Linked DNA regions of Mus musculus: region 1 is linked to region 2. A link is a loop called in an ENCODE intact Hi-C map of the cell type or tissue named here. Cell type or tissue: gastrocnemius. All regions are shown on one strand. Each heading gives the region's core, and the rest is flanking DNA. Links, peaks and the distances in the headings are about the cores only. Region 1 holds the start of Lpp (LIM domain containing preferred translocation partner in lipoma). Region 2 overlaps Gm31814 (a long non-coding RNA gene).

What was found. Peaks named below come from ENCODE experiments on the same cell type or tissue, not always from the same donor. Only the 100,000 strongest peaks of a DNase experiment are listed, where the experiment ranks them.
Region 1: a loop joins it to region 2, with 2.8 times the contacts of the local background. A loop is called at or near these places in 1 of 42 quality-filtered maps.

Annotation. Positions count from the first base shown.
Region 1 is chr16:24,388,253-24,393,629 of GRCm38, forward strand. Lpp (LIM domain containing preferred translocation partner in lipoma) reads left to right here and starts at 5,098. Exons shown (of 13, transcript NM_178665.5): 1 at 5,098-5,352. Lppos (LIM domain containing preferred translocation partner in lipoma, opposite strand) reads right to left here. Exons shown (of 2, transcript NR_037954.1): 1 at 5,102-5,377; 2 at 4,304-4,855. In gastrocnemius, for the core only: no CTCF peak of the experiment used is centred there; DNase peaks (open chromatin) are centred at 2,535, 3,039, 4,711 and 5,166; H3K4me3 peaks cover 1,031 bases; H3K27ac peaks cover 1,570 bases.
Region 2 is chr16:24,237,172-24,242,548 of GRCm38, forward strand. All of the region lies in intron 1 of Gm31814 (a long non-coding RNA gene), which reads right to left. Among named protein-coding and RNA genes, the nearest start is that of Gm31814, 23 kb to the right of the region's middle. In gastrocnemius, for the core only: a CTCF peak has its summit at 2,181; a DNase peak (open chromatin) is centred at 1,188; H3K4me3 peaks cover 914 bases; H3K27ac peaks cover 3,101 bases.

The DNA.
Region 1 (5,377 bases), core at 201-5,200, 150 kb after region 2:
TTCTCCAGCACATGTCTTTCTGCATGCTGCCATGCTTCATGTTATGATGTTTAGTTAATAGTCTAAACCTCTGAAACTGTAAGTCAGCCCCAACTAAATGTTTGCTTTGGTAAGATTTGCCTTGATCATGGTATCTCTTCATAGCAACAGGAATTCTAACTATGACAGATATCATTCTCTACTTTTTCTGTCTGTTGTATGAAAATAAAAGTGTGATCCACATCTGTGTTCCCCAATGGGCACTAGGCATCTCCGGGCTCATCCATCACTATCACAGGGACTTACAGTAGCTCCAGCCCCTTTGTTGGGTGGTCTTAGCCAAGCTGTCTCAACAGATCCCTGAATCTTATAGATCTTTGTGTGTAGCAGGTGGGGTGCTGGTTGTATCTACTTTCATCAATTTTTCTTTCTTCTCAAACAAATAGTTAGGGGTGTCCTTCCCTGTTTGCATTCCCATTATTGACATACACCATGACCAAAAGGAACTTGAGGAGGAAAGGGTTTATTTCATCTTACGGGATGACTATAACTAGACCATCACTGGTACAAACCAAAGCAGGAGCTCAAGGCATGAGCTTGAGGCAGAAACCACAAAGGAACACTAATTACTGGCTTATGTTAGGTACTTTTCTTATGTGGCCCAAACCTACTTGCCTAAGGAGAGTACCACCCACAGTAGGCTAGGCTCTCCTATATCCATTAGCAATCAAGAAAATGCCCCACAGAGATGCCTACATCACAGCCTAAAGTCTTTCAGGTTCAGTCTGAGGAAGAAACTGAGAAAAAAAAAAAAAAAACCAGGCCAAAAAAAAAAAAAAAAGTAAAGGACAGATGGATACACACAGACACACAGACAGACACACACACACACAGGGTTGGGAGGAGAGGGATGCTGAAGAGAAGCAATAGATTGACAGGGAAATGTGTGACATTTAAAAAGTTGGAGTTGAGGTGGTGGAGGCACAGCCTACAAGTTGAAGAAAAACCTAGCAGGACTTGTCCAGGGAATACGAAACAGGCACCTGAAACACGCATTCAAGTGCAATGATATCAAGAAACCTTTACAAATAAATGTGTCATGCCATGCCTTGTGAACATGAACCTGGTCATTGATGAGAAGGCAGAATCAAGGTTGGGAGCTGGAAAGAACTTCGTAGACTATGCAATTTAAACATTTAACCTCATGAGAGAAAGGAATTGAGGCTGCAGAGGGCAGAGGAAGTGACTCCTGGGAAGATTGCTCAGTGCTTTTTAAGGAAATCAGGGCCTGTGAAGGTTCTTCCCCTGGGTCCTACCAAGAGCTAGTCTTGGTGTAACTTCCAAATGTTTGGTCTCCAGATTGTTTCTCTAACATCTCATTGTCCCGCTTGCGTTCCGATCTCATTTCTTTTAAAAAAAATATTTATTTTTTTATTATATGTAAAGTACACACCAGAAGAAGGCATCAGATCTCATTATGGATGGTTGTGAGACACCATGTGGTTGCTGGGATTTGAACTCAGGACCTCTGGAAGAGCAGTCACTGCTCTTAACCGCTGAGCCATCTCTCCAGCCCTCCCCCCCCCATCTCATTTCCTGATGTAGTTCTCTGGTTATTTAAGTACTCAGGCTCTTTCTACCTTCTCTATATTCCTTTGCCTTTGAATATGAGCATCTCTCTCTCTCTCTCTCTCTCTCTGTCTCTCTCTCTCTCACACACACACTTACACACACATTCATAAGCACACAGGGTTGGGAGGAGAGGAAGAAAGCAAAGACTATTTCCAAGCACAGAATACTTATAAAGACCAAAGCAGGAATTAGGGACTCTGGGATACATTAAAATCTGAGTAAAGCCAGGTGTGGTGGCACACACCTTTAATCCCAGCACTTGGGAGGCAGAGGCAGGCAGATTTCTGAGTTCAAGGCCAGCCTGGTCTACAAAGTAAGTTCCAGGACAGCCAGGGCTACACAGAGAAACCCTGTCTCATAAACAAAACAAAACAAAACAAAACAAAACAACAAAACAAAACTCTGAGTAAAGTAGGAAAAAAAGACAAATTAGACCACAGCTTAGCCCAGTGTCTTATGGTCTGAGGTCCTAAACACAGAGAGAGCAAGGAGTGGTCTGGGGGTGGCACAGGGGACAGAGGGGGTCCTCAGGGAAGATGGTGTTACACAGGAGCCTGCAGGGTTGCCAAGTGGATGGAAAAGGAATACTGTCCCTGATCACAGAACCTGTGAAATGAAAACAGAGGAGAAGGTATGCTTCAGAGCCTGCTATTACTTCAACTTGCTACAGCTGGAGGTCTCTTTAAGGCTGCAGAGATGCAGTTGAAGGCACAAGTGAGTGCCAAATCACCAAGGCTTGTGCAGAGCATACTGAGAATCTGGCTCAGGAGAAGCACCATCAGACCGCTATGGCCTCTCATTGTCTTGCCTGGCGATCATGCCCGTACTATTTCCCCTATAGCCACTTAGGCACTCCTTCTCTCCTCTAGCTGCAGATTATGACTCTTACAATGGAATGCTCACACTGAGAGCAGATGGCCACTCAGCAGTGGGAAGTGAGGTGCCAGGCTTCCTGTGCTCACTATGGAAGCTCAGTGTACTGAAACACTAGTGTTAAGAACAAGCTGCTTAGCCCCTCTGGCTTTAGTTTCCCCACGCACAGCTACAGAAATCATGCCAGTCCCTCAGAGGGACTTGTGGGTTAAGTGAATTGCATAGGAAAAGTCCTTAGACCATTGCCTGGCACGGACTCCAGAAACAGGGCTGTCATGAGCTTCGGTGAGGCCTTCGGGTACAGGTCTGTGATAAATGTTATGGAGTTTCAGGATCCATCAGCCTGATTGTGGCAGACTTGCTGTTGGCCTTCACACCAACCTGGAGACTTTCTGAGGCCACAGGGCTGCACCCTTCACTCATCTGAAATTCTGTACCATCTTTGTCTCTGCAATAGTAAACCAGTATTTAGACTGTACCGTGCTTACAAAGTGAGCCGAGTTTCCAAGTCCAAACCTCTGCACACTGTGAAAGGACAGAAGAAAGCAGTACAACAAAGCAGGATGTGGCTTTTGCTTTGTGCTAGGACTCCTGATGGCTAAGCACATGGGTCCCCAGACATCCAGTCTATGACTTTGTCACTTACACTGCAGGTGAGGGCCCCATGTGCTGCAATGATCTCTTGTGATTATAACTTTCTATAATGCTCATGAGAACACCATGCCTACCTGAGTGATGCATCAGTACTTCAGGAGAAGCGATACAGTGATCTCCCCCAACACAGAGAACAGTTTCAACATAATTAGTAGCATTTCTGGATCAACACAGCACTCTTACAATGTGTATGATTGAGGAAATGAATGACTCTAATTATACCTTATTAAATTTTATTAATCCTCATTAGAACTCTATTATTCTTTATAAGTGGGTTACTGAGAAGGGAGTAAAGGAAGCAAGGGATGCTGGTCAAGTTCTGTTATACCTAAACGAGCAATGGATGACTTCCATTGCAGTAGCACAGAGGGCACGCATTGGCTGAAATGCTTAGGGTAGAGTGAATACACTGATCTCTTAAAAAGCCGGACCCCTGGGAGCCTGTTTCCCGTGGAACGCACAGGTACCCGTGTTCTCTCCTGCTGTAATCCTACTTTTGAGTGTGTGTAGCTGGAAAACTTGGGAGGGCAAAGGGGTTAAGCAGTTTGGCCCCAGAAGTGTTTGAATTTTGAAGACTGCCGGAGAAATGTTCAATACATGTTAAGTACAGGAGTACGTACTTTGACACTTAGTCCGAAAGGTTCATCAAAATATAACCGGAGAAGAGGCACGTTGGAGCGTCCCCACCCCTGAAGTCCCTGGTGTACTTTTTCTGTCTGCATGACTGAGTTAGGCTGTAGAAGGTGAGGGCCCACGGTGGTGGAAGGTGGCTTGAGAGTGGGAAGGTCAGGGGCATGCTCAGACAGCTGTGTTGTGCAGGTCATGTTATGGTATTTTCCTTAGATCCTACCCAACCCAATCAAAGACCAGAATGGGTGGTTGTGTTATTAGCATGGGTTGAAGTTGTTTGGGAGACTGGGGTAAAGCAAAGGATACAGGATAGAAACACCCACACCCCCACCCACACACCCACACCCAAATCTGTGTTTTTGGTTAGTTTGTGACAGTGTCTATGTAAACCTCTCTTGTGCCGGGATGAAAAGCGTTCACTACTGAGGGCCAGAGGGCTTCCAGTGTCTCCTAGCCGGAATCTTAACCTAGTAAAAGGGGTTCTCATCGTTGCTCACTTTTACAAATATCAAACACAAAATATCCAAACCCAACCTTCCAAGAACAGGCTTGTCTTTATTCAAACCAGTTCACCCAGTTCGTGTATTTTCTTTTTTTAAGCTGTAAGAACAGAGCAAGCTTTCTGGTTGGTTTTCCGGCAGGGCAGGGTTGGGAAGCAAAAGTTAAACTCCAAAGGTTCTTGTCTTTGAACAAAGGACAGGAAGTTGCCCTGAAGCACTCGATTGCCATTGTTTCTCAAGGCTTGTCAACCACAACCTTCCAGGAACTGGGGTTAGTCACTTCAGTGGGTCAAGTCATCTGCCTAGCTCTAACTTGGGTCTAAGCTCACAGTTAGAGGCCGGGTCGTGCCTGGAGGCGGAAACCCAGCTAAGAGTAGAATACTGGCTCCTCTCCACGGGGCAGGACTGGGTCAGGTCCCAGCTTCGGAGCTCTCCTGTGCGAAGGGAACTGAAGTTGCTCTCTACCATCCCGGACTTCTGAGTCCTGCTGGAGTCCTGGGCGGGGCTCCGACGAGGCTCTTAGGGTGGGGGGTGGGGTGTTCCATGGCAGGATCTCTTTGCTCAAGCTCAGCTTTCCAATCTGTCGTCTGCAGAACAGACCCGAGTTGTGCCGGTTTCTCGACTTCCTCCTGCATCTCCTTCCTCTTCCTCCAGTGGAGGCAGATCCCTCTTTTCCTTCCTCTTCCCATGCTCCCTGTACCCCCTCCTCCCCCCGCGTCCCCTCCTCCAGGAAGTGCATTGCCCAGGGTCACCCACCTCGAGCCGCCGCTGCCCCCCGCGCCCCCTCCCCGTCCGGCTAGTGCGGCGGCCCGCGGGCACACGCCTCCCCATACCTTACATGGACAAATGCGTGCAGGCAAAGTCAGGAATTCAGGCCCCTGACGTCAGCCTCCAGCGCTCAGGGCACCGCACGGGAGACCGCGGGGAGGGGGTGGGGAGGAAGGAGGGGGAGAGCACCAACCAGCAGCCACTCCCGGCCTGCTGCTGAAGTTTCACTTTTTGTCTGTGGGTTCGCTCCCGGGGCCCGCTCGAGCTTTCCCGGGATAAGTAGCGTTAGCGGCGGGGGAGAGCCGGCCGCTGCAAGGTAAGGGCCGGCAGCGGGGCCGGGC
Region 2 (5,377 bases), core at 121-5,120:
TGTCCAAGCACCTTAGACTGGACTTTCAGGTGACTCCTTACTATAGGCCAAAGTCCAGGCGTGAGCTGTGTCCGGTCCAGATGAAAGTGTGCCATTCTTCCAGGACTGGCTTTCTATTTCTTGCTTTACCTTCCCAATGGTCTCTTCATGCCTTTGCTCCCAGCCTTCCAAAGTCCAAGTGCACATATTAAACTTCCTTCATTTCTCTTCCTATCTGTCTAACTAGAGGTAACTTCAGAGTAGTTAAATTCCTCCATTACTGAATGTCTGCTTTCTAATCCATGTAACAGCCAAAGAGACATGATTTTATAACACTTACCGTTTTAAACTTTGGTTAACTCACACAGGCCTTTATTATCAGATGGCTTTCTCTTCATCTAAATCAGCCATCTCCTGCAGCAGGAGGAGATCAGATAACAGAACACAGCAGACCTCAGAAAGGGCTGCCCAGTGCTGATTGCTCGGTGCCGAGCTTAAGAAGTCCCTGTATTCATCAGCTGGCTAGCAGATTAATTTTTTTTATTTTATACACATGTGATAATAATGTAACTTGAACATCTGTTGTGTTTAGATACAGTAACTACATGACCATTTTCAATGAGGCCTCTCAGGAAAAAAAGAAAAGATCTTAGCTTGCCACTGACTGTCTTGTAATACTGGCTGGCTCAATCCATGTCTGTTTGGCTTCATGGTGAGTAAAGCCACTGACTGACCTTCTTCTGTGTGCAACTCAAGAAACATAAGTTAAGTAGGACTACAAGAGTTGGCTAAGGGAGCTCAAAAATCTCCGTCAAAGTAACTGGGGCTACTTAGGAGGAATCAGGTAGCTGCTGGAGCTGGTAAGTGTACGCAAATGCTCACATATTTGGAAACACCCCTACTAAAAGGAATAGTAATAAATAGAAGGAAGCAGAGCGGGCCTCATATAGCAGAACAGCTGTGCAGAGCTCAAGGGGAGGTAGGATTTCAGTGGGCCAACACGGGCTCAGGGGCCAGTTCAGGCAGGGAACATGAGGAGCCATGGCACAGAGTGGGAAATACAAGGTGCCCAGGGAGAGCTGGGCATGCTCATTGGTGGCTTCAGCTGGTGGAGCAAGCAGGAAGCAAGGGAGATGGGCTGGAAAGGTATTGTAAGGTCAGAGCAGAAAGGCCCAGAGAGGCATGGTGAGGAGCTGGGCCAGGGAAAGTGATCTCACTGGCTAAGCTTGAGGGGGCCTGCCCCTCCTCAGACGGCCTGGGTGCAGGCCCAGAGCAGGACATGTGGCAGCAACTGGCAGGGAGGGTGCTGGCAGCTCCACCAAGCTTGTTTCTTCACCAGGAAACAAGGTTTCCTGTAACTTAGACCCATGAATCAGCATTTCCTCTGTCAATAATACACAGCAAGAGACGCACCAGCACGGAGCTTGAGGGGAATGGAAGAAAGCAAGGAATATTCCATGACATAGCTGGCCTCTGCTCCCGTTCCCTCCTGATACGCTCGCAAATAGCACTCACATTGCCTAAGATCCTTTTCTTAGCTCAGTCCCCCCGTGAAGACTAAGTTGCACACAACACCTGCCTCTCTTATCCCATTAGATGTTTCCATCATCATTGGAAGCCACTCGTCCAGTCCTTTACTGGTGTGCAACAGTGAACCACGCATGGGTGACTTGCCTTGGAGTCGACTCCATGTTGAAGTGCTATCGAATTAACCCAATAATTCCACAAGGTCCACAGGGAGCGTGCAAGCTACTTCACTAGTAGAGACACGGAGGAGAAATGCTGGCCTGTCAGCTGTTTACAAGAAGCCAGACCTGATCTGGTGCCTCAAACACAGTACAGGGGACACAGAATCTAGAGCAGTGAGGCTATCTATAAAACACTTAATACCTTTATCGCAAGTATAGTTAGTGATGGCGATTGAACTGATAAAATATTTAATGAACTTAATTTCTAGTAGTAAAATAGTACGCGTACATATTTTGTCGATCACTAGAAAGAATCATATCTGCTCTCTTACTCCATTTATCATGCCAGACTCTGTCCTAAATAGACAAATAGCCCTGCCCTCCATAAAGCTTATGTTCTGGTTTCCTACCGTGCAGACAATGAACAAGAGGAGAGTAAGCTGCAGGGTTACACGTGTGTAGATCAGCAGAGAGCAGAGAGAAGAAGAGGAGTGTGCAGCATCTTTACACGGCCTGTAGAGGGACGGTGCCTTTGAAAACGTGTTTGTTAAAGCAAGCTCCCGAAAGTCAAAGAAGACGTGTGGCCATGTGGGGCAATGGGAGTCAGCACCAGAAACACTATGCAGGTGGCCTGAGACAGTACCCATTGGAATGTCCAAAAAAAGAAAAAAATGTCAAGAAATCAAGAATGACCAGCATGGAGAGAGAACGGGGGAAGGTTAAGGAGGCAGAGCAGAGTGGGAGTCGTGAGTCAACTTAGAGAAGTGCTATCACCTACTTAAATTTAAATAATGAAAGATGAAATAAGTCAAGAACAGCAGATGGAAAACAACCACCACAAAAATATAGGAAGGACACTTAGAATTGGCAAAGAAGACAGGAAAAGGAAAGGCAAGGGTGGTATGGAAAGAAAGAAGAAATGCAGTAGCTGCCTTCCACTCTCTGACCCCCTAGTCCAGATTTGCAACTCTGTTGCGGGCTGCAAACCCTGGAACCCATTGCCCCAGCCCCTTCTTGCAGGAACGGTATAGGATAAGGCCTGCAGAGGGCTTCCTCTTGACTGAGGTCATTGCCCATGCAGGTTCATTGCCCATGTAGGCCCCAGGACTCTGCAAACATCCTTGCAGGGGCTTCAGGCCAAAAGTAAAACCAACTCACCTGACCCCCATCCCAGATTTTCCAGGAACATCTTTATCTTCGGAGGACAACCCATTGCAAGCAGCAGGCAAGAGACCCTAAGAGGAGCAGGGACTAACTATGTCAGCTCCATCTTACAAAGGCTCACTCCATAGCGCGCCTTGCTTTGAGCCTGATTCACCTTCGAGGGTGAGCAATGCATGTGTAGGGGTGGTGAGGATACAGTGTGTGAACAACATGAGAGGAACAATGTTGTCTTCTTGCTAGAAGCCAATGTTCCCTCACTCTTTGTTCCTTCTAGTTATTAAACCCTTGGGCCTCACAGGCAAGCTCATATTCCTTTCAACCTCATACTACCCATCCCAACTCCCTCCCACCTTGAAGAATTTTAGAAAGAAATCTTTGTGTGGTTTCTCCAAACTTTGACCTACTCAGGGGTGCATTTGCTTTGCCTCCTGATGTCTGCAGATCAGAGCAGGCAAAGTCCACATCAGCAATGGATGCTAGGTGAAGTCCCTCCCTCGACATCAGCAATGGATGCTAGGTGAAGAAGTCCCTCCCTCATGCTTCTTCTCATCGTGCAAGGAGTAAGGGAGGGAGCCGCTGCCCTCCAGATGGCCTGAGAGCATCCAGTCAGCCAGAAGATATGACCAGGGTAGAGAATAAGGAAGAGAGAACCAGCTCTTCAGTTTTTCTTTCTTGTCCACGCCTTCCCCACCGCTGCCTCCCCAGATGCTTGGCCACTCTGCCGCCATCAGAAAGTAAAAACTTTGAACTTAAAAAAAAAAATTTTTTTTTAATTCAAGGTAATTGAAGTTGAACAAATAGTACATGGGGGTTCCGTGTACCTTGCACCTACTTTCCTTAAATGTAAACATTTTGCAAAACTAAATTACACAATCACAATCAATTATCGATGTTCGAATAGTCCTGACAAGTGAACAGCCTTTGCTGAGGGTTCCTTCATGACTGCTTTATTAGGGCTACTTCGATTTTCTCCCACCTCTTCATTACCCTGGCAACTGTTATTCTCTTCTCAGGACATTTTTCTCAAACTAAAAATGTAATGTGTATGGAATTATACTGAGTGTAACATTTTAGAATCAGCCCCTTTCCTAATAGGGTAAATTCTAACAAGAGATCCATCAAAGAACTAGAGATTATTTCCAGCTCCTAGCTATTATAAATAAGGCTTCAATGAACATAGTGGAACATGTGTCCTTATTACATGTTGGAGTATCTTCTGGGTATATGCCCAGGAGGGGTATTAGTGGGTCCTCAGGTAGTATTGTCTAATTTTCTGAGGAACTGCTAAACTGATCTCCAGAGTGGTTGTACCAGCTTGCAATCTCACTAGCAATGGAGGAGTGTTCCTCTTTCTCCACAACCTCACCAGCATCTGCTGTCTCCTGAGTCTTTGATCTTAGCCATTCTGACTGGTATGAGATGGAATCTCTGCGTTGTTTTGATTTGCATTTTCCTGATGACTAAGGATGTCGAGCATTTCTTTAGGTGCATCTAAGCCATTCGGTATTCCTCAGTTGAGAATTTTTTAATAGGGTTACTTGGTTCTTTGGAGTCTAACTTCTTGACTTCTTTGTATATATTGGATATTAGCAATTTTTAATAGGGTTATTTGGTTCTTTGGAGTCTAACTTCTTGAATTCCTTGTATATATTGGATATTAGCCCTCTTTCGGATGTGGGATTGGTAAAGATCTTTTCCCAATCTGTTGGTTGCCATTTTGTCCTATTGACAGTGTCCTTTGCCTTACAGAAGCTTTGCAATTTTATGAGGACCTATTTGTTAATTCTCGATCTTAGAGCACAAGCCATTGGTGTTCTGTTCAGGAAATTTTCCTCTGTGCTCATGTGCTCAAGGCTCTTCCCCACTTTTTATTCTATTAATTTCAGTGTATCTGGTTTTGTGTGGAGGTACATTTACACAATGGAGTAGTACTCAGCTATTAAAAACAATGAATTTATGAAATTCTTAGGCAAATGGATGGGACTAGAAAATATCATCCTGAGTGAGGTTACCCAATCACAAAAGAACACACATGATATGCACTCACTTATAAGTGTATATTAGCCCAGAAGCTCAGAATACCCAAGATATAATTCACAAAACACATCAAACTCAAGAAGAAGGAAGACCAAAGTGTGGATACTTCAATCCTTCTTAGAAGGGGGAGCAAAATACCCGTGGAAGGAGTTACAGAGACAAAGTGTGGAGCAAAGACTTAAGGAAAGGCCATCCAGAGACTACCCCACCTGGGGATCCATCCCATATACAATCACCAAACCCAGACACTTTTGTGATTGCCAGTAAGTGCTTACTTACAGAAGCCTGTTATAGCTGTCTTCAGAAAGGCTCTACCAGTGCCTGACAAATACAGAGGTGGATCCTTGCAGCCTACCATTGGACTGAGCACAGGGTCCCCAAAGAAGGAGCTAGAGAAAGGATCCAAGGAGCTAAAGGGATTAGCAACCCATAGGAGGAATAACAATATGAACTAACAAGTATCTCCAGAGCTCCCAGAGACTAAATCGCCAAAAAAAAAAAAAAAAAGA